2 separate regions of the Homo sapiens genome follow, and region 2 is linked to region 1. A link is an interaction called in ENCODE POLR2A ChIA-PET data of the cell type or tissue named here. Cell type or tissue: GM12878. All regions are shown on one strand. Links, peaks and the distances in the headings refer to the core of each region. The heading gives the core; the rest is flanking DNA. Region 1 has its middle 41 kb from the start of FAM3C. Region 2 has its middle 110 kb from the start of SLC13A1.

Region 1 (16,722 bases), core at 7,820-10,319:
ATGTGAGTAACACTAATAACTGTTTCATAGGAATAAAAATCTCCAAACTGGGGTCCTAAATTGTGTTGAGGTAATTATGACAATGGCTTTATTTTGTATTAATTTTAAACTGACATCTGTACCATCTTATTCCCTGCTGTTTCTCTACTAGACTTTTTTTTCAGATGGCATACATTCCTTCAAATAATACTTTCAACCTTCTTAGATATGCCTTGTGAAAGGCTTATTCCTATTTGCCTAGATTTCTTTTTTTTTTTTACCCATCATTTTCCTTAAATCACTTGTCCAAACTTACACCTATAAGGGTGAGAAAAAGGGAAACAAAAAATTACCTATTCTTAAACAGTGATGAGAAGTTAGGTATGTAGGATAAGCACCCATTTAAAGAGCAAAATTACCATTCTTTAATCAAGTATCAGTTAAGAGGAAAAATAACACCCCTCCCCCCCCCACACACACAAACACAATATGAATGAAGGGAGAAATTACTGGAGGGTAAGAAATGTCAGTAGTAAGTGATGTTGTAATCAATTATTTACACATTGCCAAATCCAATGGCCAGTTCTCATTCCTCATCTTTCTTGAGCTCTCAGCAGCACCTGATGCCATAGATCATTTATCCTTCTTGAGACACCCTCTTCACTTGGCTTCTGGGACACACCATTATTGTATTTCTTCTTTCTTCTTTGTTCTTTCTTCTTTCTTCTTTCTTCTTCCTCTTCCTCTTCTTCTTCTCTTTTCAAGATTGGGCCTTGGTCTGTCGCCCAGACTAGAGTGGAGTGCAACCATCACAGCTCACTGCAGCCTCTACCTCTCAGGCTCAGGAAATCTTCCCACCTCAGCCTCCTCCATGCCCAGATAATTTTAATTTAATTTGATTTATTTATTTTTGTACAGACAAGATCTCACTACGTTGCCTAGGCTAGTCTCGAACTCCTGGGCCCAAGCAATTCTCCTGCCTGAGCCTCCCAAACTGTTGGGATTACAGGCGTGAGCCACCATGTCTGGCCTCCACTAGATATTTCTGATTAAATGTCTAGTCTCTATTTCAAGCTAATATAACCAAAACATAACTATTGATTCCTCTAGTTATGTTCCAAACATTCCCCTCCTCTGGTTCTTCCTCTCACTAAATGGCAGCTCCATTGATTGTTCAGGCCACAAATCTCTTAGTCATCCTTTACTTTTCTCTTTATCTTACAGCTCAGATTCGGGCCATCATAAAACATGGGAACATTATTTTCAAAACATAATCAGAATCTGACCACTTCTTACAACCTTCCCCACCACTCACTTGGTCCAAGCTACCTTTATCTCTTGCTCAGATGTTGCAATGTCATCAGTATATTTTTTGTGTGGCACTCAGAGTAATCCTTTTAAAAATCAGTCAGATGGTGCCACTTCCTTTAGTAGCTTCAAATCTTACCCAGAAATACAATTCAAAATTCTCATCCTTGCACAAGATAGCCATTTGGAATGCCAGAAATGCCCCATATTTTGACCTAGGTTATGTTTACATGGGTATATGTAATATATCTGGGTGTGTAAATATATGTATAAAATATATAAATGTGTGTGTATATGTAGATATATATGGAGAGATAAGTATTTATTAAGCTGTATAATTAATATGTGGGCACTTCACTATAAGTAAAACTCTCTCTCTTTATATATATATATATTTTAATTTAAGACTCTGAAAATCTGCTCTACACCATCTTGTCTCTCACCACTCACCTTCTAAAACTGTGTTCCAGTTACACTGAGTTCCTGAATATTTCTGGAACTAATGGGAAGCATGTTCCCACCTAAGGGATTTGCACTTATTGTATGCTCTATATAGAATCCTTGGAAACTAGCCTCACTTCTTATAGGTCTGCTAGAATTGTCTGAGAGGCCTTCCCTGAACTCCTACACAATGATATTTACACTATTACACTTTACCTATCTATTTATCTTGAATTTTGCAGGACAAAATCACACCAAGAAGCTGGTTTCATCATAAGAACATAACCACACACCTCACATGGATTCTCAGTGCCATCCTACAGTCTTACTTTTCTGTCTTCTTTCCCATACTCTGATTTCTTTTTCTTCAAATCTCCCCAACCCTCCTCAACTTCTCTTCACTTTGGATAATGACATCACTGTTTTACTCAAGAGAAATGGAAACTAGCAGAAAATTTTATTAGTTTCTCCACCACAAAATCTATAATTCTATTAGTAATTGAACGTGTCTTCACTATATCTTTCCTGTTACAATGAGAACTGTATTCAACTTGCTTTCAAGGGCCTATGTCAACCGAGCTGTGGGTTCATTCTTTTTCCTTCTCAAGAACTTTGATCCTTCAGTTATCTCTTACCTTGTTGCAATACCAGTGTCTCTCTCTCTCTCTGTTTCTCTGGGTATTCCAACCAGCATGCACACATTCTCTAGTATCTGCCATATACTAAATACACAAAAAAACTACCTTCATCCCCAAATCTCTCACCCAGTCTGATTTACCTGCAAAACTTCTCTAAAGAGTTTGCCTCTCTTGCTCTCTCCCTTTCCTTGCCACCCACAAATTCTTCCACTCACTCAAGTCTGGCTTCTCTCCTGCCCACCACTACTGTGGAAACCTCGGTGTTTACAACTCCAGTGGCCCCCTCTCTATCCCAGTGTATTGACTTTTTCTTGCATTGAACAGGTCTGCTTTCTCCCTCATTTGTGCTTCTCTTGGCTTCTGGGACACTTCCTTTTTCTCAGCTTTTGTCTTGCCTCATGGTTGGTTCCTTCGTCTCCTTTGATGGCTCCTTCATATCTACTCAATCTTTACTTGTTTAAGTGCTTCAGCATTTGATTCTGGACAGTTTTCTTTTCTCATCCTGTATTTGAGTAATCTTATCAAAGTCCTTGGCTTTTGAATAATCAAAACATAGCTATTCTTAAGCATTTAAAATATAATCTAGATTACAGGCACGATTTACATACCAGAGATGTTGGATTGAGAGTTATCCAAATAGATTTGCTATCTGAGACTGAGATTGGGAGAACTTGCAGAAGTGTTGAAGATACAAAAAAAAAAAAAAAAAGAAAAGAAAAGAAAAAAAAAGAAAAAAGAAAAAAAAAAGTTCTGGGCGTGGTGGCACATGCCTGTAATCCCAGCACTTTGGGAGGCCGTTTCAGGTGGATCATTTGAGGCCAGGAGTTCAAGACAAGCCTGGCCAACATGGTAAAACCCCGTCTCTACTAAAAATACAAAAATTAGTCAGGCATGGCGGCCAGTCCTTGTCAAAACAAAACAAAAACAAAAACAAGTATTTTGATAGGACTTTCTGTTTGGAGGTTAGATGTAGGAAGAGATGAAGTAGAAAGGCAGTGATCAGAGAAGGAAGAACAGAACAAACATGAAACTCCAGAGGAGAGAGACATGCAAGGAAAAGAGTCTTCTACACAATAAAATTCTGCAGAATTTTTGGATCAGAAGATAATAGAAAAATTTTTTTAGGATTTGAAAAGAAGAAAAGGAGATCATAATATCTGCAAGGGCAGTTTTGGTAGGTTATAAAACTGGTACATTTTGGAGTAAGGAGTAGAAGGAGAGAATTACCAGGCATACATCACTCATTTCATGAGTTTAACAGTGGGAGAAATGGTTTGATAAATAAAATAAATAGTGGGATCAACCTTGTTTTTATTTTATTTTATTTTTTGGTTTTGTTTTTGTCTTTTTTTTTTTAATGCGTTTATTGGGGCAGAGAGATGAGAGCCTGTTTTTAAAAAGGTATCTACAGAGAAGAAGGAATTGAAACTGTAAGAGAAAAAAGAAGCAATCAAAAATCAGGGAAAATAGAAGGATTGGACTTTGCAATATAGGAGAAAGAGTGGAGGGATTCTTGTTTAGAAATAAAGAGGTTTATCTCTTCCTTTGGAACTTATGGAAGAGACTAAAAGGCCTATCAAAACAATAATGCTGGCCGGGCGCCGTGGCTCACGCTTGTAATCCCAACACTTTCGGAGGCCGAGGCAGGGGGATCACCTGAGGTCAGGAGTTTGAGACCAGTCTGGCCAACTTGGTGAAACCCCATCTCTACTAAATATGCAAAACCTTAGCCAGACATGGTGGTGCATGCCTGTAATCCCAGCTACTTGGGAGGCTGAGGCACAAGAATTGCTTGAACCTGGGAGGCAAAGATTACAGTGAGCTAAGGTTGCACTACTGCAACTCTGTTGTCTGGGCAACAGAGCAAGACTCTGTCTCAAAAGGAAAGGAAGGAAGGAAGGAAGGAAGAGAGACAGAGAGAAAGAAAGAAAGAAAACGATAATGCTTCTGTAGGCCAGAGGTGATTAAAAAAATATATATATATAATGCTGGGGTATACTGAAGATGATGGCCCAGATCTTTCATGTGACATAGAAGGCAAGATCATCTACTAAACAATCAGGCAGAAATCAGGACTTGAGCAGCATGAGGAAAATAAGAAGGCTGGCTATAACACATCAGGTGGGAGTCAGGACGTTTGGGTTTCAGCTGGCTCAGAATATCTACTGGCCGCAGGCAAATCTACAAGTTTCAGATTCTTCTCTCAGAGTGTAAAGAAACCAGTCTCAATTTCTAAAGTCCCTAACATTCTGTATTTGATTTTGTGATTGGAGACTGGAATATCTTCTGTAAGGAGAGGATTTACTGAGTCAATGAGAAAACAATGAAAAGATCAAGCAACAGCATGAGGATCCAGTTGAAAATTAACAAAGCTGAATTAGGTCTGAACCACTCTGCATCTTCCTCTAAGAATCCTCAGTGGCCAGGAAGCAGCAGTGGAGAAAGCCAGCCATGGTAGCAGCCCTTTATAGAAGACAATGGTGTCCAGTTCTGCAGAATGTCGGGGTACAGGACATCTGGTCTAGTGGAGAGGGAAGTATTGTAGACCATGCTGCCCAGTCTGAGGACAAACTCCAGTTTCATAAAGAGGGCCCTGATAGGATGAAGTGAATTCAAGGACATGGAAGGCTTGGGGATCTCTCTGAAGTTAGAATGCTTGTTTCAGAGGGTGAGAAAAAGGGCAGGTGAATCAGAGAGAAATTTGATATAGAGCAGGTAAGGAGCACATGGTTGAATCTCAGAGAAATAGCAATGCCTATTAAAAGTGAGATCTGGGTTGGGTGTGGTGGCTCACACCTGTAATCCCAGCACTTTGGGAGGCCAAGGCAGGCGGATCACTTGAGGTCGGGAGTTTGAGACCAGCTTGACCAAGAAACCCCATCTCTACTGAAAATACAAAATTTGCCAGGTGTGGTGGTGCATGCCTGTAATCCCAGCTACTCAGGAGGCTGAGGAAGGAGAATCACTTGAACCCAGGAGGCAGAGGTTGCAGTGAGCCAAGGTTGCACCATTGCACTCCAGCCTGGGCAACAGGAGTGAAACTCCATCTCAAAAAAAAAAAAAGAGAGAGAGAGAGAGGAGAGATCTGGTATATACTATCCTGGTGTGTAGATGGTGTTAAATAGAAATGCATAGAAGTTAAGGCAACAAACTCGGTAAATATGGCATCAAAGCAGTTTAGTAATAAGAACACTGAAGTGGCTGAGGCCATTGCTCATGGAGAAACAAATTATAAGCTAAAAGTGTGAGTGTGATGAATATGGAGATAAGATCTGCAGAATATGGGGAAAATTGCATTGTCCTTAAGGCAGTGTGTATGCATGTGTGTGTGAGTGTGAGAGTGTGTATGTATGTGTGTGTGAGAGAGACAGAGACAAAGGGAGAAAGAGGATAATAAAGAATTGTACAATAAAAGAAAGAACAGTCAACAGAGACTGTACAATGAGAGACAAAAGAGTCAACAGGCAACCAAAATAAATAAATAAATAAATAAATAAATAAATAAATAAATAAAACAAGAAAACGAGGAAGAAAATTACTACTCATCTCTCTTCAAATCAAGTATAGGAAGATAATAGACCAACAGGTTATTGTTAGAGAGAAAAAGTGTTTTTACCAACATGAATGGGAAGAGACATTAAAGGACATAATAGCAGCACCTACCATAATGTTTAATAAACAAAGCACTCGAGATAAGTTTTGTTGAATCCAAATTACACATGTTTACTGTTTGCCTTTTCCTGAATACTTTCACATATATCTGCTTTAATCTTGTGGGTTTTAAAAATAGATTATCTTAATCTGTCCCGAAGTTACTTTACAGAGAAGTTGGGGTCAATCCAGCAGAGGATGTCTGGTGTCAAGATTTCCAAGAATTTGCAACCTGGACATGGATTCCCATTCAAAATCACAGAAACAAGCACTCTTTTCTCAAAAGGTATAACCAAGATTCAAATGCTGGGAAGATCAATAACTAATTTCAAATTTAAATGACCAACGGTAGCACTGCTGGGCCAAGAATTGGGTAGAGCATGGACCAGCGATGAAGAGCAATTAAGGAAAAAGTGAGGACAAATGATCATTTCATGATGTAAACATATATAAAACATCACATTGTACCCCATAAAAATAATATATGCAATTATTATTTGTCAATTAAAAAGAAAAGAAAAAGGAGGGTTCATGGAAGCAGTCTTGGTGAAACTTCAGCCATTTCCATTAATTCATGGTGTGGGTGGGCTGGTCTAGTTTTAAGAACTAACAATGGGACAAGGTGAAATTTGCACTTGGGCCTTCATCTAATAAGTTGTAATTGATGTTTAGGTCTCTTGTTATAAATCTTCAGTTGAGATAAAGGTCTTAACTGAAAGGGAGTCTGTCTACAGTGAAAGAATGTTTTTACAATTTATTCGTTCAATTGTTCCTAAATTCCTGATTTTCAGGTTCACCCTTTCCTTTAATCCAAATAATTAGCTGGTGACATAATCCATGTGTTATTGGAAAGAAAGCACACTCCCTTTCCACTGCCATACTTCCATGTCTTCCTGTTCTCCTGTTACTCATAATTCCTGCTCCTCTTCATTATTAACTCCTATTTATGCTCTGGATTCCTGCAGCTGTCACCTTTGCCCTGCACATGGCCACTGCTCTCCTACCTGCATTCAGCAAAGCACCACTAACACTGGGCTCTTAGGCAGGTAATAGATACCTGCCTAAGGTTTGAGAATAATAGAGACATAGGAAAATTCATTCATCCCATTTAGTAAATAGTTTTTAACACCTATCATTGATACAGCTCCAATGAGTGGAGGAACAACAGGTTCTTCGTCTGGAGTCGAATTAGATAAAACGACATGGACAGACATGGAGTGGTTTTAAGGAGCGGAGAGTTTAATAGGCAAGAAAGAAGGAAGAAGGCAGAAGGAAGAAGCTCCCCCGTACAGAGAGGGAGCCGTGCTCCAAAGTAGAGAGAGGGAACCAACCCCAAGTGCGATGGATACCAGCCAGATATATGCAGAGGCTGGAGGAAGCGGTGTCTGATTTGCATAGGACTCAGGGGATTGGTTTGACCAGGCATGTCATTCATGTAACCCATGAAAAAGCTGGCCCTCCCACCCTAATATGCAAATGAAGGGCGCCATGATGTTCTACACACGTGGGGATATGTGGGGGTGGCCATGTTACCAGGAACATGTGGGGCAAGGTCAAGAAGACCCTGGGAATCACTATGTTTGGGTGGACCCAGTTTCTAATGGCCTGTTTTTGCATATCAAAGGTTGCCAGCCTGGCTCTAAGAGCAGGGGCTTTACAGGAAACTTTTCTGGAGATGCTTTTTAAAAAAATGAAAACTTCCCAAGGACCCCTTTTCCTCTCTATCTGCCTAAAATAATTTCTTAATAACTCCTATCACATCGTCTAGACATTTTTCTAGGTGCTGGGCACAAAGCATTGAACAATAAGGATAAAATCCTTGTCTTCATATTGCTTACATTTTATTTGGATCACAGACAGTAAGTAATTTTAAAAACTATATTAAGGTTGCAATTAACTTTCTTTGTTAGACAAATAGTGCCAATATGATCTTAAGAATCTAGAAAAAATTAGAACTTGGCTTCTTTAAATGACTGCTTAATGGGTTGCTTATTATTTCCCACACCCCTGTGTTTCTCTGAAGAACAAAAGATAGAGGAACGAAATGAAGGGGAGAAAGGTGATACAATAAGGATTCCTAAAGACAACAGGCCAGGCCAGGTGCAGTGGCTCATGCTTGTAATCTCAGCACTTTGGGAGGCTCAGACAGGAGGATTGCTTGAGCCCAGGTATTTGAGACCAGCCTGGGCAACATAGCAAGACTTCGTCTCGACTAAAAAAATGATAAAAATTAGTCAGGCATGGTGGTGTCCACCTGTAGTCCTAGCTTCTCAGGAGGTTGAGGTATGAGGATTGCTTGAACTCAAGAGTTGGAGGCTGCAGTAGTGAGCTATAACCGTGCCATTGCACTCCAGTGAGACCTCGTCTTAGGAAAAAAAAAAAAAAAAACCCGAAAGGGAACAAGACAACTCCAAGTGGCTCTAAAGAAGGCACCTTCACAGAATTCTGAAGAGGGAGTCTGTCTTGGGGCACATTATTCCAGATTTTTATCTCCTCAAATGGATGATCTGATATATGAAGTCACCCCCCTTATCATATCAGCTGGAACCTTCCTCCAGGGTGCAGATCCTTTCCTTTTTATTTATATGAAGAGCCTCCCTACATATTTGCACTCATGCCTTCCACATTGATAAATGGCTTTCACTTAGTGCTATGACAACTCTTCTCTGGAACTCTCTCAGTTCTCAACTCATGATTAATAGTTTCAGTTAACATTCTTTCCTTTACTTATCTTAGTAATTTACAGAGATGAACTTGCTCTCTCTGTTGTAACAAGTACAAGTATACGTAGCTTCACATTTTATACATTCCATTAGAAAATGGTGCAGAAAAGGAGGATCTCTGACCAGATAAAAGAGAGGGTCTCTGGTCTCTGACTAGATAAAGATAGTTCCCCTAATCCTTCTTGACCACAGATATTACTTTTGGTCAGCATCCAAAATCTTTTTAATAAGAAGGTAAGCAGTCTGTCCGTTCTCAGATCTCAAACTCCATGCTGGGAGAACCACTACTCTCTTCAAAGCTGTCACATAGGGACATTTAAGTCTGCAGAGGTTTCTGCGTCTTTTGTTCGGGTATGCCCTGCCCCCAGAGGTGGAGTCTACTAAGGCAGGCAGGCCTCCTTGAGCTGCGGTGGGCTCCACCCAGTTCGAGCTTCCCAGCTGCTTTGTTTACCAGCTCAAGCCTCAGCAATGGCAGGCGCCCCTCCCCCACCCTCGCTGCCGCCTTGCAGTTCCATCTCAGTCTGCTGTGCTAGCAATGAGCGAGGCTTCGTGGGTGTGGGACCCATGCCCTCTCTGACCTCTCCTATTCAACATAGTGTTGGAAGTTCTGGCCAGGGCAATCAGGCAGGAGAAAGAAATAAAGATATTCAATTAGGAAAAGAGGAAGTCAAATTGTCCCTGTTTGCAGATGACATGATTGTATATTTAGAAAACCCCATCGTTTCAGTCCAAAATCTCCTTAAGCTGATAAGCAACTTAGGCAAAGTCTCAGGATACACAATCAATGTGGAAAAATCACAAGCATTCTTATACACCAATAACAGACAGAGAGCCAAATCATGAGTGAACTCCCATTCACAATTGCTTCAAAGAGAATATAATACTTAGGAATCCAACTTACAAGGGATGTGAAGGAACTCTTCAAGGAGAACTGCAAACCACTGCTCAACGAAATAAAAGAGGATACAGGCAAATGGAAGAACATTCCCTGCTCATGGATAGGAAGAATCAATAGCATGAAAATGGCCATACTGCCCAAGGTAATTTATAGATTCGATGCCATCCCCATCAAGCTACCAAAGACTTTCTTCACAGAATTGGAAAAAACTACTTTAAAGTTCATATGAAACCAAAAAAGAGCCCGCATTGTGAAGACAATCCTAAGCCAAAAGAACAAAGCTGGAGGCATCACGCTACCTGACTTCAAACTATACTACAAGGCTACAGTTACCAAAACAGCATGGTACTGGTACCAAAACAGAGATATAGACCAATGGAACAGAACAGAACCCTCAGAAATAATACCACACATCTACAACCATCTGATCTTTGACAAACCTGAAAAAAACAAGCAATGGGGAAAGGATTCCCTATTTAATAAATGGTGCTGGGAAAACTGGCTAGCCATGTGTAGAAAGCTGAAACTGGATCCCTTCCTTACACCTTATACAAAAATTAATTCGAGGTGGATTAAAGACTTAAATGTTAGACCTAAAACCATAAAAACCCTAGAAGAAAACCTAGGCAATACCATTCAGGACATAGGCATAGGCAAGAACTTCATGTCTAAAACACCAAAAGCAATGGCAACAAAATCCAAAATTGACAAGTGGGATCTAATTAAACTAAAGAGCTTCTGCACAGCAAAAGAAACTACCATCAGAGTGAACAGGCGATCTACAGAATGGGAGAAAATTTTTGCAATCTACTCATCTGACAAAGGACTAATATCCAGAATCTACAAAGAACTCAAACAAACTTACAAGAAAAAAACAACCCCATCAAAAAGTGGGTGAAGTATATGAACAGACACTTCTCAAAAGAAGACATTTACACAGCCAACAGACACTTGAAAAAATGCTCATCATCACTGGCCATCAGAGAAATGCAAATCAAAACCACAATGAGATACCGTCTCACACCATTAGAATGGCGATCATTAAAAAGTCAGGAAACAGGTGCTGGAGAGGATGTGGAGAAATAGGAACACTTTTACACTGTTGGTGGGACTGTAAACTAGTTCAACCATTGTGGAAGACAGCATGGCGATTCCTCAAGAATCTAGAACTAGAAATACCATTTGACCCAGCAATCCCATTACTGGGTATATACCCAAAGGATTATAACTCATGCTGCTATCAAGACACATGCACACGTATGTTTATTGTGGCACTATTCACAATAGCAAAGACCTGGAACCAACCCAAAAGTCCATCAGTGATAGACTGGATTAAGAAAATGTGGCACATACACACCATGGAATACTATGTAGCTATAAAAAATGATGAGTTCATGTCCTTTGTAGGGACATGGATGAAGCTGGAAACCATCATTCTCAGCAAACTGTCGCAAGGACAAAAAACCAAACACCGCATGTTCTCACTCATAGGTGGGAATGGAACAATGAGAACACTTGGACACAGGAAGGGGAACATCACACACTGGGGCCTGTCGTGGGATGGGGGGAGGGGGGAGGGATATCATTAGGAGATATACCTAATGTAAATGACGAATTAATGGGTGCAGCACACCAACATGGCACATGTATACATATGTAACAAACCTGCACATTGTGCACATGTACCCTAGAACTTAAAGTATAATAATAAAAAATTAAAAAAAAAGAAAAAAGAAGGTAGGATCCAGGGTTAGTTTTTGTAGCCTTGGCTGGCCCCTTGGCCTCTGGCATACTCGAACTTCCGGCCCTTGGAGCGGACGTAGGGTTTGGTGTGGCTGTGTGGGGTTCCCAGGGCCTTGTCGAAATGCCAGTACACCTCTCGACCCTTGCGAGGACCTGAGAGCAGGACGGTGCCGCAGACCTTGGGGGAGTCCAGGGCCAGCTGGTCGAAAGTGAGGTTCTTGCCCCCCACCCTGAAGATGTGGCTGCGGGCCCGGCTGGTCACGCCCAGTGCACACACCTTCAGTTTGGGCACCTCCTGAACCCACACGTCATCTGTTATGGTTCCCACAACCACGGCCGTTTTGTTTTCCTGGCCAGGAAGCTTCATTTTCGGGATCATCCGGGAAAGGGACAGAGGTGGCTGGTTGGTGCACTCATAAACAACCTCTTCAGCACTATTACTTTTTTTAAAGTGCCCTAAATATCCTTATCAGAGGGGTATTCTTACTTTCACTTTCTCTTTTTTTCCCCTCAGGGCTTTCTTGCCCTCTATTTAAATCTTTCTTCTAAAGCTTCTCTTCCAGTCCTAGGATCCCCAATTCTTTGTCTCCCTTGTCTTCCAAGGGAACATTTTTTTTTAACAATTCTTAATTATGCAAAGAATTTTATTTCTTCATTCTCTCAACCATTCCAATTCTAACTGAGCTCTAGGGCCTACCTACATTTAACTAAATGAAACTAAACAACAAAATCATCAGGATATGGCTGACCTATATTATGGAAGCAAGCTTGAGTCATCTTTTTTAATAGGAATTTTGTCTTCTTCCTACAAATGCATTGTTGCCAAAGAGAGTCATAGAGGGAAGGATTTTGCATAGGGAGAGATGAGCTTGGGATGGGTAGAATCAAAATTTCAGAGAGTTTTAAGGGGTGGGTAATGGGCTTTTGCACAAAATCGTAAAATAAAGAAAAAGAGAGAAGGGAGCTTTTCAGCTGAAGGTGGATAAGGTTTCTATTAGTCATCTGTGGGGAGAGATAGATGGATATTAAAAGGAGAGGACAGTTTACATATATAGAAATTTATAAAGGCCTAAATACAGACACAGGAAAGACAACCCACCTGTTTCTAGCATCCTAGGTAGCACATTTGTGTGGAGCCAATAAAAAAAGTGTACACAAATAAACCAATTATATTCAGGTATGTTTTGAAAGAGCCATGTTGACTGGCCTAAGATGTGGGAAAAAAGCCAGGGATTTTGTTCACAGTAAGTTCAATACAAACAAATCCAGTGATTTGCCAAAAGAGCTAACTAGTATCTTAGCCCGCATTAATGCAATTTCAGTCTCTTTAATAGTGTAGTGTTGTTCTACAGCACTTACCATGGGGAGTAAATGAAGCATTTCTAGCATGGTAATGAATCTATTGGTAGTACAGTCATTAATGAACTGTTTTTTGTTTTGTTTGTTTTGTTTTGTTTTTGACGGAATTTCGCTCTTGTTGCTTAGGCTGGAGTGCAATGGTGAGATCTCGGCTCACCACAACCTCCGCTTCCTGGTTTCAAGTGACTCTCCTGCTTCAGCCTCCTGAGTAGCTGGGATTACAGGTGCCTGCCACGACACCTGGCTAATTTTGTATTTTTAGTGGAGATGGGTTTCTCCATGTTGGTCAGGCTGGTCTGGAACTCCCGACCTCAGGTGATCCACCCACCTTGGCCTCCCAAAGTGCTAGGATTACAGGTGTGAGCCACTGTGCCCGGCCCTGGTTTATTTTTATTTTTATTTTTATTGTTTTTGGTTAAGTTTTTATTTGGTCATATTAAGACACAGTAAAGTTTTGCTTCTATAAAGTGAATAATCATTAATTTTTTTTTTTTTTTGTAATTCAAGGGAAAACTTAAGTTTGGTTGGTTAATTTTCCTTTTTCCCCTCTATATAGATGCTCTTAAGAGAATAATTGTAGTTAAAAAAACATAAGTAATTACACTTTTGGAAGCCAGCATGTTACATTACAGTTGTGCAGGGAGGATCAGAGGTAGAAACCCCAAGAAGCTACTGCAGGCCTGACTCCTTCTTCCCTTCCTTGCCCAGCCCCTCTAGTTTTGCCTGAGGGATGCAAGGTAAACTACATCAACAAAGGTCCAGGAACCACAACAATTCTGAGGTCACAAATCATCTAGGCCTGCAGGTGGATGCCCTAGATTGTAGGCATTGATGCCAAGGAAGGAAACCACCCTCTTAACACCTCACGATCTGTAGGGCATTGACAGCAGAGGCTTTTACTCCTCAGCCCCTCCCCTGAAAGGCCTTGATTAGGAAGGTAGCTGAGTCACCATAGAAAGGCCAAGTATGTGTAACACAGCCAATACTGAGAGTGAATTCTGATAGACAACCTTTCTCCGAATTATGTTTTATTTCTGTTTTTCTATATCCATATTGTTTTCTATATTTATTTTCATATATTCTATATTCAGAACATAGAATATGATTCTGAATATATAATTTTTAATATTTAATAGAGACATGGAGACATTAAATATTAAATATTAAATTTAATATTTAATAGAGATATATTTAATACAGACATGGAGAAACCCCATCTCTATTAAAAATTCTATATTCGGAATATAGAATACAATTGAGAATATAGAATAACACAATTCTATATTCGGAATACAGAAGAACGCAATTCTATATTCGGAATACAGAAGAACGCAATTCTATATTCGGAATACAGAAGAACGCAATTCTATATTCGGAATACAGAAGAACGCAATTCTATATTCGGAATACAGAAGAACGCAATTCTATATTCGGAATACAGAAGAACGCAATTCTATATTCGGAATACAGAAGAACGCAATTCTATATTCGGAATACAGAAGAACGCAATTCTATATTCGGAATACAGAAGAACGCAATTCTATATTCGGAATACAGAAGAACGCAATTCTATATTCGGAATACAGAAGAACGCAATTCTATATTCGGAATACAGAAGAACGCAATTCTATATTCGGAATACAGAAGAACGCAATTCTATATTCGGAATACAGAAGAACGCAATTCTATATTCGGAATACAGAAGAACGCAATTCTATATTCGGAATATAGAATATATTCCTATATTCTATATTCGGAATACAGAATTATATTCCTATATTCTGTATTCCGAATACAGATTTATATTCCTATATTCTGTATTCCGAATACAGAATTATATTCCTATAGTCTGTATTCCGAATACAGAATTATATTCCTATAGTCTGTATTCCGAATACAGAATTATATTCCTATAGTCTGTATTCCGAATACAGAATTATATTCCTATAGTCTGTATTCGGAATACAGAACTATATTCCTATATTCTGTATTCGGAATACAGAACTATATTCCTATATTCTGTATACGGAATACAGAATATATTTCTATATTCTATATTTCGTTTTTCTATATTTTTCTATAAATAGAATGCATCACCGACCCAAGGGATTCAAACATCATGGGTATCAGAATCACATGTCCCTCCCCAGAGATACTGCCTCTGTCTAGAATCCCAACAGCCCCCTTTAGGCACAGTGTCACCCCTGGGTTTTTTCCTGAGATAGTAAGCTGTAGCAGGAGACCCTGAGAGCTGCGGTTGCTTTGTTGGGAGAATAAGGCAGTAATCTGTAGCCTCACTTCCTCAGCCTAAAATGACGGCTTGGCCCAAATGACTTGTAAGTTTCTTTTCAATTTCTACCTTCTGCAAAAATAGCAAAAGGAAGTTTTCAAATTTTCATTTATAATATCCTGGAAAACACAGGACAAGTGAAAAGGCAATTTGTTGACTAACTTGATCACGGTAAAGAGTCAAATTGGATAATTAGATTCCAAAGTGGATTTTGGGGGGACCTAATTTTCCTATTTGGCTGCCTAACAGTATCAAAATAACTGCTAATTGCCAAATCTCTCTCTCCCTTCTCTGTATGCTTAGCCAATATTGCTGTAGTGCATCAAAAAAAAAAAAAAAAATGCTACCATTGCTCAGTCCACCTGTGCATCTCCTAATAATTAAATAGTGCACTTGTAGAAATTTTTTTTGGTTGGGGGGAGGTGGGAGACAAGAAGATTTACACATATAGGGACTAGTCATAGCCTATAGTTAAGTGTCTAGCTCCAGAACCTGAAGCACAATGGTTTCTCCTAAGTGAAATTTAGGACTGTAGGACCAGCTGTAAGCTGAGACCTCCAAAATCTGCATTGGTCAGCGGTCCCCAAATTTTGGGCAAAGGGAATCACTTAGGAATCTGTAATAATACTGATATTTGGTTGCCCCTAACTCTACCAGACATGATGATTTAATTGGTAGGGGATGAGAATAGGAATCATACAATTTCCCCAAGTGATTCTAATGTGGAACAAAGTTTGGCAACTCCTGAAATTTGGTCAATATCATCGTAAAATATGCTAGTTTGTTAGGTTGATTTTTTGCAATGGTTGGGCCTAAGGCAATGTGATCAAGATTGCAGGCACTTGGATCAGACAAGCTGCTTCTTAATCTTGCTCAACCTCTGCTGGTTCTGTCTATGTCCACAAACTGGCCAGGTAATTTTGTTTAGTTTCAGCTTTCTTATTTGTATGATAGAGATAAATGTGCCCACCTCATAGTATTGTTCTGAAGATGAAATGTGTTTGGAAGGTTTTGGAAAATTGTTGGCATGAAATCTGGCACCCAGAACTTGATATATTCTAGCCATCATTATATGTTGTTAGGATTTTGAATCTATATTTTATTTTATAAGACAAAAGTCGCTGGGCACAGTGGTTCACGCCTGTAATCCCAGCACTTTGGGAGGCCGAGATGGGTGGATCACCTGAGGTCGGGAGTTCGAGACCAGCCTGATCAACATGGAGAAAACCCGTCTCTATTAAAAATACAAAAAATTAGCCAGGCGTGGTGGCACATGCCTGTAATCCCAGCTAGTCAGGAAGCTGAAGCAGGAGAGTCACTTGAACCTGGGAGGTGAAGGTTGTGGTGAGCCGAGATCTCGCCATTGCACTCCAGCCTAAGCAACAAGAACGAAACTCCGTCTCAAATAAAAAAAGAAAAAGATCTTTGAATAAGTCATCTGAGGAAGTTACCATAGGCCTTCCTTTACTTATTTTCTAAAGATAACATAATAATTATATTTTTCTTTTATATTACAAAATTAATTTCTGCAAAACAAAGCAGAATATATACCATTTATCACAACTCTTTTCTTCAACACTGTTTCGTTCTATAAAATGGAAATGAAAGTCCTGTACAATAGCAGTCACTAGCTAGCATCTAATTTAATTATCTTTATAGCATCTTTCATAAAACTAAGTCAGTAGGAGGCCA
Region 2 (16,722 bases), core at 4,864-7,363, 1.9 Mb after region 1:
AATTCCATTTGCGTGGAATATCTTTTTCTATCTCTTATAAATAAGAGATAGAAAGTTCTATTTATAAGAGATAGAAAATAAGAGAAAATAATAAGAAAATAAGAGATAAGAAATAAGAAAATAAAGATATAGAAAAAGATATTCCATGCAAATGGAAAACAAAAAAGAGGAGGAATAGCTATACTTATATCAGACAAAATAACTTTCAAGACAAAACTATAAAAAGGGACAAAAAAGGTCATTATACAATGATAAAGGGGTCAGTTCAGTAAGAGGTATAACAATAGTAAATATATATGTGCCCAACACTGGAGCACTCAGATACATAAGGCAAATATTAGAGTTAAAGAGAGAGATAGACCCCAATGCAATAACAACTGTAAAATTCAATACCCCACCCACAGCATTAGGCAGATCATGCAGACAGAAAATCAACAAGAAAACATTGGTTTTAATCTGAACTATAAACCAAATGGACCTAATAGATATTTACAGAACACTTCATCCAGTGGCTGCAGAAAACACATTCTTCTCAGCACATGGATTATTGTCAAGAATAGGCCACATATGAGGACACAAAACAAGTTGTAATAATTTCAAAAACATTGAAATAATATCAAGCATCTTCTCTGACCACAATGGAATAAAACTAGAAATCAATGACAAGAATAATTTTGGAAACTACGCAAACACATAAAAATTAAACAATATGCTCCTGAATGACCAATGAGTCAATGAAAGAAATTAGGAAGGAAATTTAAAACTTACTTAAAACAAATGAAAATAAAAACACAACATACAAAAACCTGTGGGATACAGCAAAAGCAGTACTAAGCAGAAAGTTCATAGCAGTAAGCACCTACATCAAAAAAGTAGAAAAACTTTAAATAAACAACCCAATGATGAATCTTAAAGAACTAGAAAAGCAAGAGCAAACCAAATCCAAAATTAGTAGAAAAAAGAATAAATAAAGGTCATAACAAAAATAAATGAAATTGAAACCCCTTCAAAATAAACAAAAGATAAACGAAATGAAAATTTGATTTTCAAAAAAACTATAATTGACAAATCTTTCACCAGACTAATAAAATAAGAGAGAAGAGCCAGATAAAGTAAATCAGAGTTGTAAAAGGAGAGACTACACCTGATACAATATAAGTTAAGAGCATTAGAAGAGGCTACTATGAACAACTCCATGCAAATAAGTTGGAAAATCTAGAAGAAATAAATAAATTCCTAGACATATACAACCTACCAAGATTGAATCAGGAAGAAATCCAAAACCTGAACAGACCAATAAAAAGTAATGAGATTGAAGCCATAATAAAAAATCTCCCAGCAAAGAGACGCCCAGGACCCAATAGCTTCAATGCTACATTTTACCAAACATTTAAAGAAATAATACAAATCCTATTCAAACTACTCCAAAAAATAGAGGAGAGAATATTTCCAAACTCATGGTACATTGCCAGTATTACCTTGATATCAAAACCAGACATAGACACATCAAAAAAAAGAAAACTACAGGGCAGTATCCCTAGTGAACATTGATGGAAAAATCCTCAAAAAAATATTAGCAAACCAAACTCAACAAAATATTGAAATGATCATTAATCACGAGCAAGTGGGATTTATCCCAGGGATCCAAGGATGGTTCAACATATGCGAATCAATGAGATATATCATATCAATAGAATAAAGGACAAAAACCATATGATCATTTCAACTGATGTTGAAAAAGCATTCGATGAGATTCAGCATCCCTTCATGATAAAAACCCCCCAAAAAACTGGGTTTAGAAGGAACATGCCTCAACACAATAAAAGCTGTATAAAACAGACCCACAGCTGGCATCATACTGCATGGGGAAAAACTGAAAGCTTTTCCTTTAAGATATGTTTCAAGACAAGGTCGCCCACTTTCAACACTGTTATTCTACATAGTACTAGAAGTCTTCCTCACTAGAGCAATCAGACAAGAGAAAGAAATAAAAAGCATCCAGATTAGAAAGGAAGAAGTCAAATTATCCTTGTTTACAGATGATTATCTTATATTTGAAAAAACTCAAAGACTCCACCAAAAAAATCTATTAGAACTGATAACAAATCAAATAAAGTTGCAGGATACAAAATCAATATACAGAAATCAGTAGCACTTTTATAGGCCAATAGAAATATAAGAAAGAACTCAGGAAGGTAACCTCATTTACAATAGTTACAAATAAAATATCTAGGAATAAATTTCACCAAAGAAGTGAAAGAGCTGTATAATGAATATCATAAAACATTGATGCAAGAAACTGAAGAGGACACAAAATTGGTAAGATATTCCATGTTCATGAATTGGAAGAATCAACACTGTTAACATGTCCATACTACCCAAAACAATCTACAGATTCAACATAATCCTTATAAAACTATAAGTAACAGTCTTCACAAAAATAGAAAAACAAATCCTAAAATTTATACAGAACCACAAAAGACCCAGAATAGATATACCTATCCTGAGCAAATGAATAAAACAGGAGGAATCACTTCACCTGACTTCAAATTATACTACAGAGCTATAGTAACCAAAACAGCACGGTACTGGCATAAAAACAGACACCTAGTCTAATAGAACAGAAGAGAGAACCCAGAAACAAATCCACACATTTACAGTGAACTCATTTTCTACAAAGGTGCCAAGAACATACACTAGTGAAATGACTGTTTCTTCAATAATTGGTGCTGGGAAAATGGATATCCATATGCATAAGAATGAAACTAGATCCTATTTCTTGCCATATACAAAAATCAAATCAAAATGGATTAAAGACTTAAATCTAAGACCTCAAACTATGAAACTACTAATTAAAACACAAGAGAAATGGTCCAAGATATTGCACTGGGCAAGGATTTCTTGAATAATACCCCATAAGCATAGGGTTATGCAAAAATGGACAAAGCAAACCAAAGCGAAAATGGACAAATGAGATCACATCAAGTTAAAAACCTTCTGTACCACACAGGAAGCAATCAACAAAGTGAAGATACAACCAAAAGAATGGGAGAAAATATTTGCAAACAATCCATCTGACAAGGGATTAATAAGCAGAATATAAGGAGTTCAACTCAATAGAAAAAAAGAATCTAGTATTCCAATTTAAAAAATAGGCAAAATATATTAATACACATTCCTCAAAAGAAAACATGCAAGTGGAAAACGTATATGAAAAAGAAAAGGTGCTCAACATCATTGATATCACAGAAATGAAAATCAAAACTACAACAAGATATTTTCTCACCCCAGTTAAAATGGCTTTTATCTCAAAGACAGGCAATAACAAATGCTGGCAAGGATAAGAAGAAAAAGAAACCCTTGGAAACTGTTGCTGGAAATGTAAATTAGTACAACCACTATGGAGAATGGTATGGAGGTTCCTAAAAAAACTAAAAATAGAACTACATGTGATCCAGCAATCTCACTGCTAGGTATATAACCAAAAGAAAAAAATCAATATTTTGAAGAGATATCTGCACTCCCATATTTATTGCAGCACTATACACAACAGCCAAGATTTGGGAGCAACCTAAGTATCTACCAAAAAACAAATGGATAAAGAAAATTTGGTACATATACACAATGGAGTATTATTCAGCCATTTAAAAAGGGATATCCTATTATTTGCAATGTGGATGGAACTGGAGGACATTATATTAAGTGAAATAAGCCAGGCAAAGAAAGATAAATTTCACATGTTCTCACTCATTTGTGGAAGCTAAAAATAGATCTAATTTCCAGTCAACAAATACTTAACTCTGTAGTCATTCTCTAGAAAGTTCTATCATAAATAGAGCTCATAGAGCTAAAGAGTAGATGATGGTTACCAGAGGTTAGAAAGAGTGGTAGTGAGGCAGTGGGGATAGTTAATGGGCACAAAAAGATAGTACCCATTTATATTTTACACGAGTAAAATATAGTATTTGATAGCACAACAGGGTGACTACAGTCTAATAATTTATTGTACATTTTAAAATAACTAAAAGAGTATAATTGGAACGTTTGTAACACAAAGAAATGTTGAATACTTGAGGTGGATACCCCCATTTACCCTGATGTGATCATTATACATCATGTGCCTGTAATAAAACATTTAATGTACCTCATAAATATATACACCTACCATACAAATAAAAAAAAATTAAAGAACGATTTTAACTTCTATTTGAATTCATCTAGAATGGGTAGTGATCAGTTATAAGGACACCCTCAATATAACCAGTTTTTAAAATGTTATAACAATGTCAACTTTAACACTGTACGTCTTGTCTTTAAATCTTAAGGACCTATTTTTCAATCAACAAATACTTAACACTGCAGGCATTCTCTAGAAAGCTCTATCACAAAATAGATCCCTGCAGAGCTCTTGAAATAGGCCCTGTTAAGACCACTAGTATTAGAAAAGAAGTCTATAGAACATTCCAGCGATTCATTGCTCTTTGTTTTTGAAGTTCTAGCCTTAAACTAAGCCCAACCTTCAAAAAACCACATGATTTGTCCCCAGGAACTCTAAGTCTCCATTGAAACAATTTACTTTCATTGTGTTGAGCCCTCAGCTGCTGTGAAGTTTGTCTGTAAAGAATAATTGTGTGAAAAATGTGTCAACATCCTCTCTAAAAGAAAATAGATCATGTTGCTTATACTGTTCATTATGGTTTTACAGTCCCAGAGGCCTGAATTATCAACCAGATTCACGTAAGAGTCTTCCTCAGCCTCAAACTTAATGATTCACAAAGAATTCAAAACAATGGTGCCAGTAGCATGAATGTCAAGAAGACCTCAAACATCAGATGCAGTTTTCAGAATACCCTTTTCTGAACTGGGTTCATTTGCTTTCAATTATATCATCTAATCAGGTGCCAGTCAAGTTAACACAGGGAAACCACTGAGTTTGGGATCTTGTAAAATTATGTATTTCATTAATAACATAGTCCTGTTCTGGCTATATAACTAAATCCCACTATTCATCACAGCTGCAGCATATAAATCCATAAATTTCAGATTCCTTTATAATAATCAAAGTAGACAAACTAGGTATACGTTTGTAAAAGCTTTTCTGTAAGTCCTTCCTTTTTATCTTTTAGCCTGTGTATTCCATCAGTCAATGTTTGCAAAGATTCAGATGTATGTCCCCTCAGGTATTCCGGAGGTGAAAGGAAACTCATTACAGACCCACTATTAAATCTTTCCTTCCCATTTCCTATATTAGGATCCCTGGAATAAACAAACTCTAAGAATCGGCAGTAGAAAAATTTTCTCTCTCTGAAAAAGCTGATGGGCTTATTTTAACTGACAATGAGAATTACATAACTCAATGCATTTCCCTCTTTAGATTCTACAATATCATGCATAAAATGAGTATATAGTCTTTAAACTGTTTATATTCAATGTTTTATTTGTACCTGTATGTATTTTCCTTTGGAAATTGACCTTTTATTTCAAGCAATCTCAAATCATTTGGGGGATAAATATAAAGAGCTAAAATTTGTATGTTTATCTAGAAAAAAATTACAATAAGCTTTCTTTTTCCTTCATAAAAGATATTGTATCTATAGGCATCATTGACAAAAAGACTTCTGATGGCAATATTATTTGTTTTCCACCTCTGCTTCTTCATCCTTTTACACTTCCTTATCACAACTAGAATTTATACACATCGTGGTTAAAGGTCACGTAACTTAGTTCCTATTTTTGGAGATATTTTTCTACCACATTTCCCAAGCTAAAGCTCTCTGAGCTAACTGTAATGAACCCTGCACTGCAAACCCAGGGACCTTAATCAGCTGTTGCCTATTCACTCCTTCTGAAGTTCCAAAGTTCCTGAACAGTGAAAGGCTTAAGGGAACAGAAATTCTAATCCATGAAACTTGAATAGCTCTCATGGGCTGACAGCATCATCATCATGCTGAGAGAAGGAATGAAGAGTGAAGGCTACCAGTGGTTGCACAAGAGAGGGAAAAGGAATAGTGAGAATAGGTGTTGTATTTTATGATTAGGTAAAGCAATTAAAGGGAAACAGACTATCAAAAAGAAAAAAAGACCAAGATTGACTCCAAGCATATAGTGAAATTTTTCTCTTTTACTTAGGTATGTCAAGTACCTAAGTAAATTATAAATTTACTTAGAATTATAAAATATTGAGATTAAAGGGACTTTAAAAATCGTTTTATCCAACCTCTTCATTCAAACAAATTTAAGATCAAGTTGGAAAGAGAAAGACTGAATATAGTGGCAAAGCAAATCTTCTTTTCCTTTTCTCTCCAAATTTCTTATTTTTCTTTTGAATTTATTTATGGCTTTTCTTTGCTGCATCCCATTTTGGAGGTCAAATTTATCAGTCTTTTCCTTAATAACTTCAAGAATATTAGTTAGGAGAGGGTTTTTTTTCATTTCAGTTTATAGAAGAATTCACTTATTTTTAGTTCATGTAGAGTTTTTTGTGTTTTCATTTTAAAAACTCAGGTCTCTAATTAATTAGAAGAGTTATTCTTGTTAACTCCTCTAATTAATTTGAATTAAGAGCCCACTTTCATCTTTTTTCAATGTTTCTCTAGTAAACTAACACCACTTGTTGAAAAGTTTATGTTTTCCCCAATTATTTAAAACGCAGAAACTGTTATATACATTTGGGTCTATTTTTGGATTTTTGATTGTGCCATTGGGCTGTCAGTCCATTCATGTGCCAATCTATATTGATTTAATTTAGAAGCTATACAGTATGTTATCATATGTATTAGGGCTACCTTTCTCATTTCCTATTGCCCCTTTTTATTGTATTTTTTTTCTTCATAGCCATTTGAGCTTCATAGTTTTTGTATAGGCTTTATAATAAATTTATCTGTTTTTTAAAACTTGGTTTTTTTTTTGAGTTCTTATGTAGAATTGATATCTTTGTGATGCTTATTTATTCTAAGAATATAGAATACCTTTCCATTTGTCCAAATATAATGTCATATGTTTCGTGAGTGTTTTAATGTTTTCCTTGTACCTTGTGTGCGTTTAACTTTACACTTTCTTTTATTATTTTCTGGTTGTTCTATTCATTCGGAGCATCCAAATTTTCATTCTAACCTTCCGTCTTTATTCTCCTCTTTGTTTTAGTTTTAGATGTTACAATTCAATATATGCAGCAATAATTGCCAGCAGTCCTTGTACTGAAATTATCTCTTAATTGGATGAATACTTTTCTCTATCAAATTTCTTAAGAAGAACTTGTGAGTAAAATATGAACTGACTTCTTACATGGTTAAAATCAGTTTTCAGTAGTTGTGAAAATTGAAGGACAGTATATAAAACCCTTGGTTCACACATTGTTTCTTGGAAATGTTATTCTACTTTTATCTAACATTATATGCTGACAATTTCCAACCTGAGTTTTAAAATTTCTTATTTGTAGTTGTCTTTCATATCTGCAATTATTTGTTTAATTATGCTCAATTCATGTTTCAGTATTGTGTTACAATTTCCCTTTGATTTGTGACTTTTTCTCAGGACAAGGCAATTGTCATTATTTTACAGAACTCTTCCATTTTCTTTTCCTTTCTTTTTTTAGAAGAGTGAACAAGTAAATAGTGCTCACCATCTCCTCTAGAGCAGGATAAGAGATGTTTCAGTATCAAAGTAAAATGTGCCACAGTTTCCCATTATTACTGAATGGTAGCACTTTGCCTCTCTTACGACTTGATTTTCTCTTCCTGGGACTCAGATGTCTCTTTGCTATCAAGTAAACCTTCTGGCTACTTGTCCATTACCTATTTTCAGTTATGTTTTCTAATGCTGTCTTCAGTATCAGAAATGATGAGAAATTGAGCATTTTTCCCTTGGAGAATATAAGTTGGCCCTATCTTGCTAGCTGAGTCCTACATATCCAAAATCAATAACCTCAGTTTCTTCCCACATTCCCTAAGATTTAAAGAATAATTAGAATGCTGTAAATCAGTGTGGTACCAGATGCACCCCAGCAAATGATAGCTCTTGGAATAGCATCTGAAATGATAATGTGTACTCACTTGGAATTCAGAAATGAAAATGTCCCAGTGCCTTGCTTTATTACTGAAGGGAATCAGTCTTACACCACAGCAATTGCCTGTTCCCACCAGCTGACAATGAAATGAATACGCTGTAGGAGCTGAGATGATTGTGGCATTAAACTTAGCAGCCTCTCCATGATCCTGCAAGACTGCTACTGAATCTAAACTAAATCAGTTCTGAGAAGAGTCTGTATAGAACTTGTTCATCATTTGAAATCTGGAGGGGGAAAATGAGTAAAATCAAATGAGTTAGAAAAGACATTATCAACTAAGAGACAGCTCAGGGATGTTTTAGATCAGGCTGAGAAAATAGGACAGAAACAGCCAAACAGCCTGAGGAGAGTTGACATCATCTGCGAAAATCTAAGAGATTGTTTTATTACTGTCATCAGTTGTGATTATGATAATAATAGTGATCTGGTGTGCAGTGAACACAAAACAATGCAGTAGCAACAGGACTGGCTATATATAAAAAAAGGAATAATATAGATTTTCTGACTGGTAAGCTTGGCATCTAAGTTACCCAGACTATAACCAGAGCAGGGACATCGAGGAAATTGAGTAAATGCCTGAGATAGGGCAAGCATCTGCATATATTATGACATTGGTCTTACTTAGTCCTTTAATCTTTCACTTAGAAGGGTAATGAATGAGGGAAAGATCAGTCCTAGGGACATTATGAGTGGAGGGAGCAAAGCAAAGGTGACAAGTATATTAATATCTATGGGTAAAGCTTTCTGAATATGACATCTCATTTAAGGTTCACAACAATGCAATCAGTTAGATACTATGATTTCCATTCTATACATGAAGTAATTGAAGTTTTGAGGAGTTAAGAAAATTATCCTAGTGCCAGCTGGCCTGTAAGGAAAGCAAGTGGCCAGTAAAGAGAGCAGGGGCTGAAAGCCCAGTGAGTCAGAGCCACAATATTCCAGATTGAGGGCCTTGCACCAAAGCTGGACAAGGAGATGAAATGGAAGTTGCCTGAGATGTGATCTCCATACAAACCTTTCTCATCTACATGACCCTGCTGTGAGTCACTTCTTTAATGTTAAGGAAATTGGACAACACATGAGATCGGGCATCACAAGTAAATGCATAAGGGGAAGAACTAGTTACAGTTCTCCAACTCCTATAAGAGCATACTCATACTCCTATAAGTCATGCATCACTTACATATGGATATATGTTCTGAGAAATGCTTTTCATCAGATTACTTTGTTGTGCAAACATCATAGAGTGTACTTACACAAACCAAGATTGTATAGCCTACTACACACTTAGGCTGTATAACATAGCATATTGCTCCTGGGCTACAAACCTGTAAAACATGTTACTGTACTAAATACATATGTTACTTGTGTATCTAAACATATCTAAACATATAAAAGATACAGTAAAAATACAGCATTACAATCTAATGGGACCACTGTCATACATATGATCTGTCATTGACCAAAATGTCATTATGTGATGCACAACTGTACTTTTATACTTATGCTCCTATCTTTAAATAAGTAGCCCCAGAAAGATATAAGAGATTTTTTTATTGGATGGACATAAAATTCAACTTGTTAATGCCAGGTTTAGCTCTGGTAACTAAAATATCAAACTACTTGGGAAGTATGAAAAAACTTCTTGGGGTCACAATGCATTCTTATGTCTGTGATATTCAGCCTCTGTAAATATTGATGCAATTGTAAATCATGCCAAACTCCATTTCCTAACAAGTATTAATTATAAGAGAATTATGCAAGAGTTTGAGTCCAGCCTGGGCAACATAGTGAGACCCTGTCCTCAAAATAAAAAAAATAATAAAAATAAAGTGAGAGGATTATGTCTGAAATGGCCCTGAATTGTCAGTTTACCTTTTTACTTCTGACTAGTGTATATTTGTAAAGAATTCCTTACAATTAGTTATGTTTTGTGAAAGCACAAAACCACAGTGACATTTAAGCCAGGACCATTATTCTGTGTTTTTAATAAATGTACAAATTAAGGAAAAAAGAACAAAAGAAATTAAATATTTTAAATGTGTTATTATCTGCAGTGATTTTTCTGTATGTTTGATTTAACAATTACTGAAAAATATGACTAAATGTCGCATTTTCTTTTGTATTTGTCTACAAAGAATAAATCTTTTGCTGATCTATCAATTCTTGATATATTTTGAAATGTTATTTTTAATACACTTAAGCTTAAAATACAGTGAAGTAGTACTTTAAAAAGTTACATTGTGACCATTTTTGTCTTTAATGATCCTTTATTCCCTGTAAGTTTTCTTTGTCTGATGCTAATGTAAGTATACCAACTTTCATTTGCATAGAAACATCCTTTTCCATCCTTTGGCTTTTAAGTTTTCTTTATATAATACTAATATAAGTATGCCAGATTTTGTTTGGTTGGAAATATCTTTTCTTATTCATTGATTTTCACTATTTTTGGATCTTAACAAGATATAGCTGAGTCGCATACATGTGTTTTTGTTTGTTTGTTTCTTTGTTTGTTAAACAGAGTCTTGCTCTGTCGCCAGGCTAGAGTGCAGTGGTGCAATCTCGGCTCACTGCAACCTCCGCCTCCCAGGTGCAAGTGACTCTCCTGCCTCAACCTCCCAAGTAGCTGGGGTTACAGGCACGCACCATCACGCCTGGCTGATTTTTGTATTTTAGTACAGATGGGGTTTCACCATGTTGGCCATATATATTATGTTTTTTCTTACACATTGATACCCAAGATAAAACTTAATTTATAAATTAGGCCTACTGATAGATGAACAATACCTAATAATAAAATAGTACAATTATAACAATATACTGTAATAAAAGTTATGCAAATATGGTCTCTCTCTCAAAATATCTTATTGTACTGTATTCACCTATTTTCAGACCATGGTTGATCATAGTTTATTGAGACTGAGGAAAGTGAAACTATGGATAAGGGGAGATTACTATGTTTAAAAACCATATGAATAGAGGGAACACAGAGAATTTTTAGGGCAGTGAACTACCCTGTATGGTGCTATGATAATGATGAATATATTTCACTATACATTTCTCCAAACCCATAGAATATCCAACACCAAGAGTGAGCTCATGTGAAAAATGGGCTTTGGGTGTTTTTAAAATGTTATGTCAATGTAAATTCATCAGTTATAATAAATATAACACTGTGGTAGGGAATGTTGATGATGTGGGAGGCTATGCATATGTGGAGGCAGGCGATATATGGGAAATATCTGTACTCTCTATTCAATTTTGCTGTGAACCCAAAACTTCTCTGAAAAATAAAGTCTGTTTTTTTAAAGTATGCACACTAGATGTGCTCATTACAACTAGAATGTCATTGCTTTTTTCTAGACCAGCTTAGCTGACATAGCTAAGAAATACAAACACACATATTACATTTTTTTTCTATATTTTCCACCTCCATTTCTACCTGGGAATTTTCTATATCTTTTCTCTTATCCATTCAATCAGTAAATTTCTTAAGATATATCATGTGCCAAACAATATGTTTGGTGCTGGGGAAGATGTGCAGAATAATATAGGGTCCTTGCTTTCAGGGAGCTTAGATTCTAGGTGTCTTAGCCTAGGAAGAATATTTTAGTTTTACTGTAAGATACCTTCAGATAACTCATCATTCTCACCACACTTCTATTTTAACTCTGCAAGATTAGATAAGCTGTTCCTTATAATACTGAAGATATAACACTATATCTTTATTTTGTTGTTTGTTTATTAGTATGCAAAATTCTTACTTATATGGCTAAGTAAATACTTTTATTTCTTAGCACATCAAAAGGAACTTGTCAAGTTTTGACTAAGTTTTTTTTCTCAAATGGCTAAATGTAAGCTTAAAATTTTTAGAAAATAATTGTAAAGCACAAAAATGCATTTAAGAATTGGAATAGAAAATTGTGGAATTTCTATACAGTTTCCCTAAAATATTTGAGTTATTTAACAAGAAATTTTGAAAGAATGGAAGACTATTCATACAGGTGCTTTCAGAAAACAAAATACTCACCAATTATCTCAAAGTGTCTCATCTGTGCAGTCTTGTAAAATTAGGAACATAGCTGAAGGCATATTTCATCCCCATAAAATTTTACTTAATAAGTAATTTTATATTGTTTTAATCATAATTTTATCCTAAAATTTCCTTTCATATAATTACAAACTGTTTTCTTAAGATTTTAAGTTGAATGCTTGCTGAATTAATTGTCTATATTTTAATCACATCAAAAATATTTTTAAAATTTAAATTTACTTTGATCACTGTTGTGGCCTTATTTCATAGTTTCAATTTATACATAGGTTAAATGTTTATAATTTCAGAAACATTCTATAGGCTTATTTTATTCTTTCTTTATTTATTGGCCCAATTGTTACTTTAGATAATTTTTTAAATTAAAAAAATCAGCTTTCTTTACACAAATTCACGGTATTCTGCTTTAAGAGTGATCTAAAATATATTCTTCAAATTTTCTGATTTTCAAATTTATATAGATTTTCTTTCTGTGTGTTATAAAAACAATTTTGGAATGTAAATAATGTGCACTTAAAAAGATGGATAATCCTTTTAAGTCTATAAACTTTGGTAAATATTAATTATTTCCAATAACTGAATTTATTTTCTCTGTGTTCTTGTTTTGTTTTACCGGGATTTGGTACAAATAGTATTGAGCTAAAATCAATACAATCTCTGGAGGTCAACTACTGGGGTTTAATATTAGTCTCACCATTTATATATGATCTCTGTCAAATTACCTGGCCTTTATGTGCCTTAGTCTCATTATTTCAAAAATGGGAATAATACTATTTGCTTTATAGGATTTATGTGAGAATTAAGTATTTACAAGATGCATTTAAAACGTGTACATAAAACTAGCACTACACAAATGTTAGCTATTAATACTATAGTTGCTTTAAACTCCACTTGGAATTTACATTTAGTATTTTTTCTTGTTTTCTCTATTCAGTTTTTTCTTTTTAATTTTTCTGCTTTAGTGTTATGCTATAGTAAAACAATTATTTGATTCTTCATTTAAATACAATATGTCTTTGATGAGTAATTTAGACATCATTCACATAAAAAATTGCTCTGCTACTCCTATTATCTGCCATTCTGTATTTGTTTTATCAGTGATTGCATTTGTTATATAGACTTTTTTGTTTATTTTATAATTTTAAAACTTTTATAATGGTATCTTTGAACACGTTTTAAAAATCCATTGAAATCACCCACTAAAACTCTTTCCAGGTTAATTATCAATTGTGTCTCACAAGCCAACTTAGCAATTTCGATCCCCTTTATAATGGAGAAAGCATTTCACAATTTTGGGCTTTCCCTCCTTGCCTTCTCTGACTCCTGCTTTTTCTTAGGCTAACCCAGGGGCCCATTTTAATGGGGTGAGGGAGAAAGTTTAATTAAACTAAGCATTTGGTCTAATAATTACTGAAAATAACCTCATTTCTTCCTTTTCTTGGTCTTATAATTTCTTCTTGTTCTATCATTATCTGCTCTCCCAGCTCACAATTTTTCTTTTATTAACTTAAATTTCTGCAGAAGAAAAAAAAGTGGTGCTTTAAAAAATATTAGCTTTTTGGCATTACAGGGCTGAATGGAAACTATTCTATTATTTACAGAAAATACTTATTCCAAAGCAAGGCCACTCTTGGAAGGAGAATGAGAATTTAAACTGAACTGCTCTACTTAATAATGGAAAGTATTAACTTGTTTGTAGGCTGGGTGACATCTACACAAAGATATTATGATTTTAAACTGGAAGAGATTGAGGGTTTTGGGACTGGGGAAGGGACAAGAGAGAGGGGTGATGTGAAAGAGGCGGAAATGCTCATAGTGTTCATGAGCCCCCAAAATTTGTGAGGTTGGGAAATCTCTGTAAAATGGCAGAGGTGGCACCCTTAGGAGCAGTGACCCCGACATCCAATTTAAAGTTACCTTTTCTTCATTAAAATTTCTGGGAAGATTTCTTTTGGGCCACCACCTATTATAGCCTAGTAAGAGCTTGGACCTGAGGGATGTTGAGAACCACTTTGGTGTGAAGTTGAACTGCAGCTGCACAGAGTGATATAAAGATAACCATATATGGTAGAGAAGCCCTCAGCAGGGTCTGAAGCAAGAAGGAGAAGTGATGTGCTTTGGGTGTGTGCAACCCTGCCCTCAAAATTGGGAATTTCAAAAAGTTCATGGAAAAGTAGAATTAAAAGATAAAAATTTAAAATATAAATTTTGTCTGTCAACATAAGCTCCATCAAGTTCAAGACACATTTGTAAGTAATGATACCAGACATTTAGTTCAACCCTAAATAACTGAGGGTCCTGGGAACTTAATCATGTCAACATAATCATTTTTATATTATTAACTGAAGAAAAATGTGTGGTCTTACCAGATTTTTTAAGATTAAGAAACAAAAAGAGCCAAATCAGAACCTTAAGGTAAATGCCTAAGGATTTCCCATCAAAACTCCCACAAAATTCCCCTTATTTTATGTTACAGTGGAGAAAGACTCTCTGGTGAAGCTTTCCAACTCATTTTTCTGCTAAACCTTTGGCTAATTTTCTCAAAACACCCTCATAATAAGCAGATACTATCACTCTTTGTCCCTCCAGAAATGCAACCAGCAAAAGGCCTTGAGCATCAAAGTGACCTTTCCTCTTGATTAGTTTCCTTTTGTTTTGACTGGACCACTTCCACCTCTTGATAGCTTTTGCTATCATTGTGCTTTGTCTTCAGGATTGTACCGGTAAAGCCATGTTTCATCCCCTGTTACAATTCTTCAAAGAAATGCTTCAGGATCTTTAATTCCACTTGTTTAAAATTTCCATGAAAAGCTCTGCTTCTATCTGTAGCTGACCTGGATGCAACAACTTCTGACAACCATTGAGTAGAAAGTTTGCTCCACTTTAAATTTTCAGTCAGAATTTATAAGCTGAACAAATTGAGATGTCTTTGGTGTTGGCTATTGTTTCTGCTGTTAATCATCAGTCCTCTTAAATTAGAGCAAAAACGAGATGAATTTTTTCCTTGCAAATCGATGTGGATGGTCAGTTGCTACAGGCTTCATCTTCAACATCATCTCATCCCCTTTCAAAACGAGTTATCCATGAGTAGGAGTACCTATTCTTATATCAGATTAAACAGACTTTAAAGCAACAGTAAAAAGAAAAGAGAAAGAAAGTCATTACATATTGATAAAAGGATCAATCAAGAAGATATATTATAATTCTAAATATATAGGCATCTAACTCTGGAGCTCCCAGATGCATAAAACGATTTCTACTAGCCCTAAGAAAAGAGATAGACAGCAACACTATAATGCAGGGAAGGGGCTTCAACTCTCCAGTGACAGCACTAGACGGATCACTGAGGCAGAAAGTCAACAAAGAAACACTGGACTTAACTGCACTCTGGAACAAATGAACCTGACAGATATTTACAGAACGTTCTACCTAAGAATTGCAGAATATGCATTCTTTTCAACAGCACATGGAGCATTCTCCAAGATAGACTACATGATAGATCACAAAACAAGTCTCAATAAATTTTTTAAAATTGAAATCATATGAAGTTTATTCTTAGACCACAGTGAAATAAAATGAGATATCAATTCCAAAAGGAACTCTCAAAACTATACAAATACATGGAAATTAAGCAATATGCTCCTGAATGATTTGGTGGTTAACAATAAAATCAAGATGAAAATTTAAAAATTCTTCAAAATGAATAACAGTGACACAAGTTATAAAAAGTCTGGGATACAGCAAAAGCAATGCTAAGATGAAAGTTTATAACACTAAATAGCTACATCAAAAAGTCTGAAAGATCACAAATTGGCAGCCTAATGTCACAACTCAAGGAAACAGAAACAAAAACAAACCAAAATCCAAAGCTAGCGGAATAAAAGAAATAACAAAGAGCAGAACTAAATGAAATTGAAACAAACAAAAAATCAATGAAACTAAAAGTTGGTTGTTCTTTGAAAAGATAAAATTGACAGACCATTAGCTAGATTGACTTCTCTTCTAGAAGAGAGAAGATTCATGAATAAACACTTCTCAAAAGACGATATACAAATGGCCAACAAACATATGAAAAAATGCTCAGTGTTGGTAATCACACAGGAAATGCAAATTAAAATCACAATGAGACACCACCTTACCCCAGCCAGAATAGCCATTATTAAATAGTCAAAAAAAAAAAAAAATACAGATGATGTGGATGTGGTGAAAAGGGAACACTAATACTATGGTGGTGAGAATGTAAATTAGTACAATCTCTATGGAAAATAATATGGAGATTTCTCAAGGATCTAAAGTGGCCCTATCATTTGATCCAGCAATCACACTACTGGGTATCTACCCAAAGGAAAAGAAGTCGTTATATCAAAGAGACACCTTCAGGGACATGTTTATCGTAGCACAATTCACAGTTGCAAAGATGTGAAATCAACCTAAGTGACCATCAACTGATGAATGGATAAAGAAAATGTGTTATATATACACCATGGGATGAATACTACTCAGCCATAAAAATGAATAAAATAATGTTTTTTGAAGCAACCTGGATGGAGCTAGGAGCCATTATTCTAAGTGAAGTAATTCAGGAATGGAAAATCAAATACTATAT

What was found. Peaks named below come from ENCODE experiments on the same cell type or tissue, not always from the same donor. Only the 100,000 strongest peaks of a DNase experiment are listed, where the experiment ranks them.
Region 2: POLR2A ChIA-PET joins it to region 1 with 7 read pairs; 1 of 35 experiments calls an interaction of 5 or more read pairs at or near these places.

The regions. Positions count from the first base shown.
Region 1 is chr7:121,429,446-121,446,167 of GRCh38, forward strand. It overlaps the pseudogene RPL18P4. Among named protein-coding and RNA genes, the nearest start is that of FAM3C, 41 kb to the left of the region's middle. RefSeq lists an enhancer at 8,990-9,284. In GM12878, for the core only: no CTCF peak of the experiment used is centred there; DNase peaks (open chromatin) are centred at 9,017 and 9,256; H3K4me3 peaks cover 665 bases.
Region 2 is chr7:123,300,334-123,317,055 of GRCh38, forward strand. No RefSeq gene overlaps it. Among named protein-coding and RNA genes, the nearest start is that of SLC13A1, 110 kb to the left of the region's middle. In GM12878, for the core only: no CTCF peak of the experiment used is centred there; a DNase peak (open chromatin) is centred at 5,816.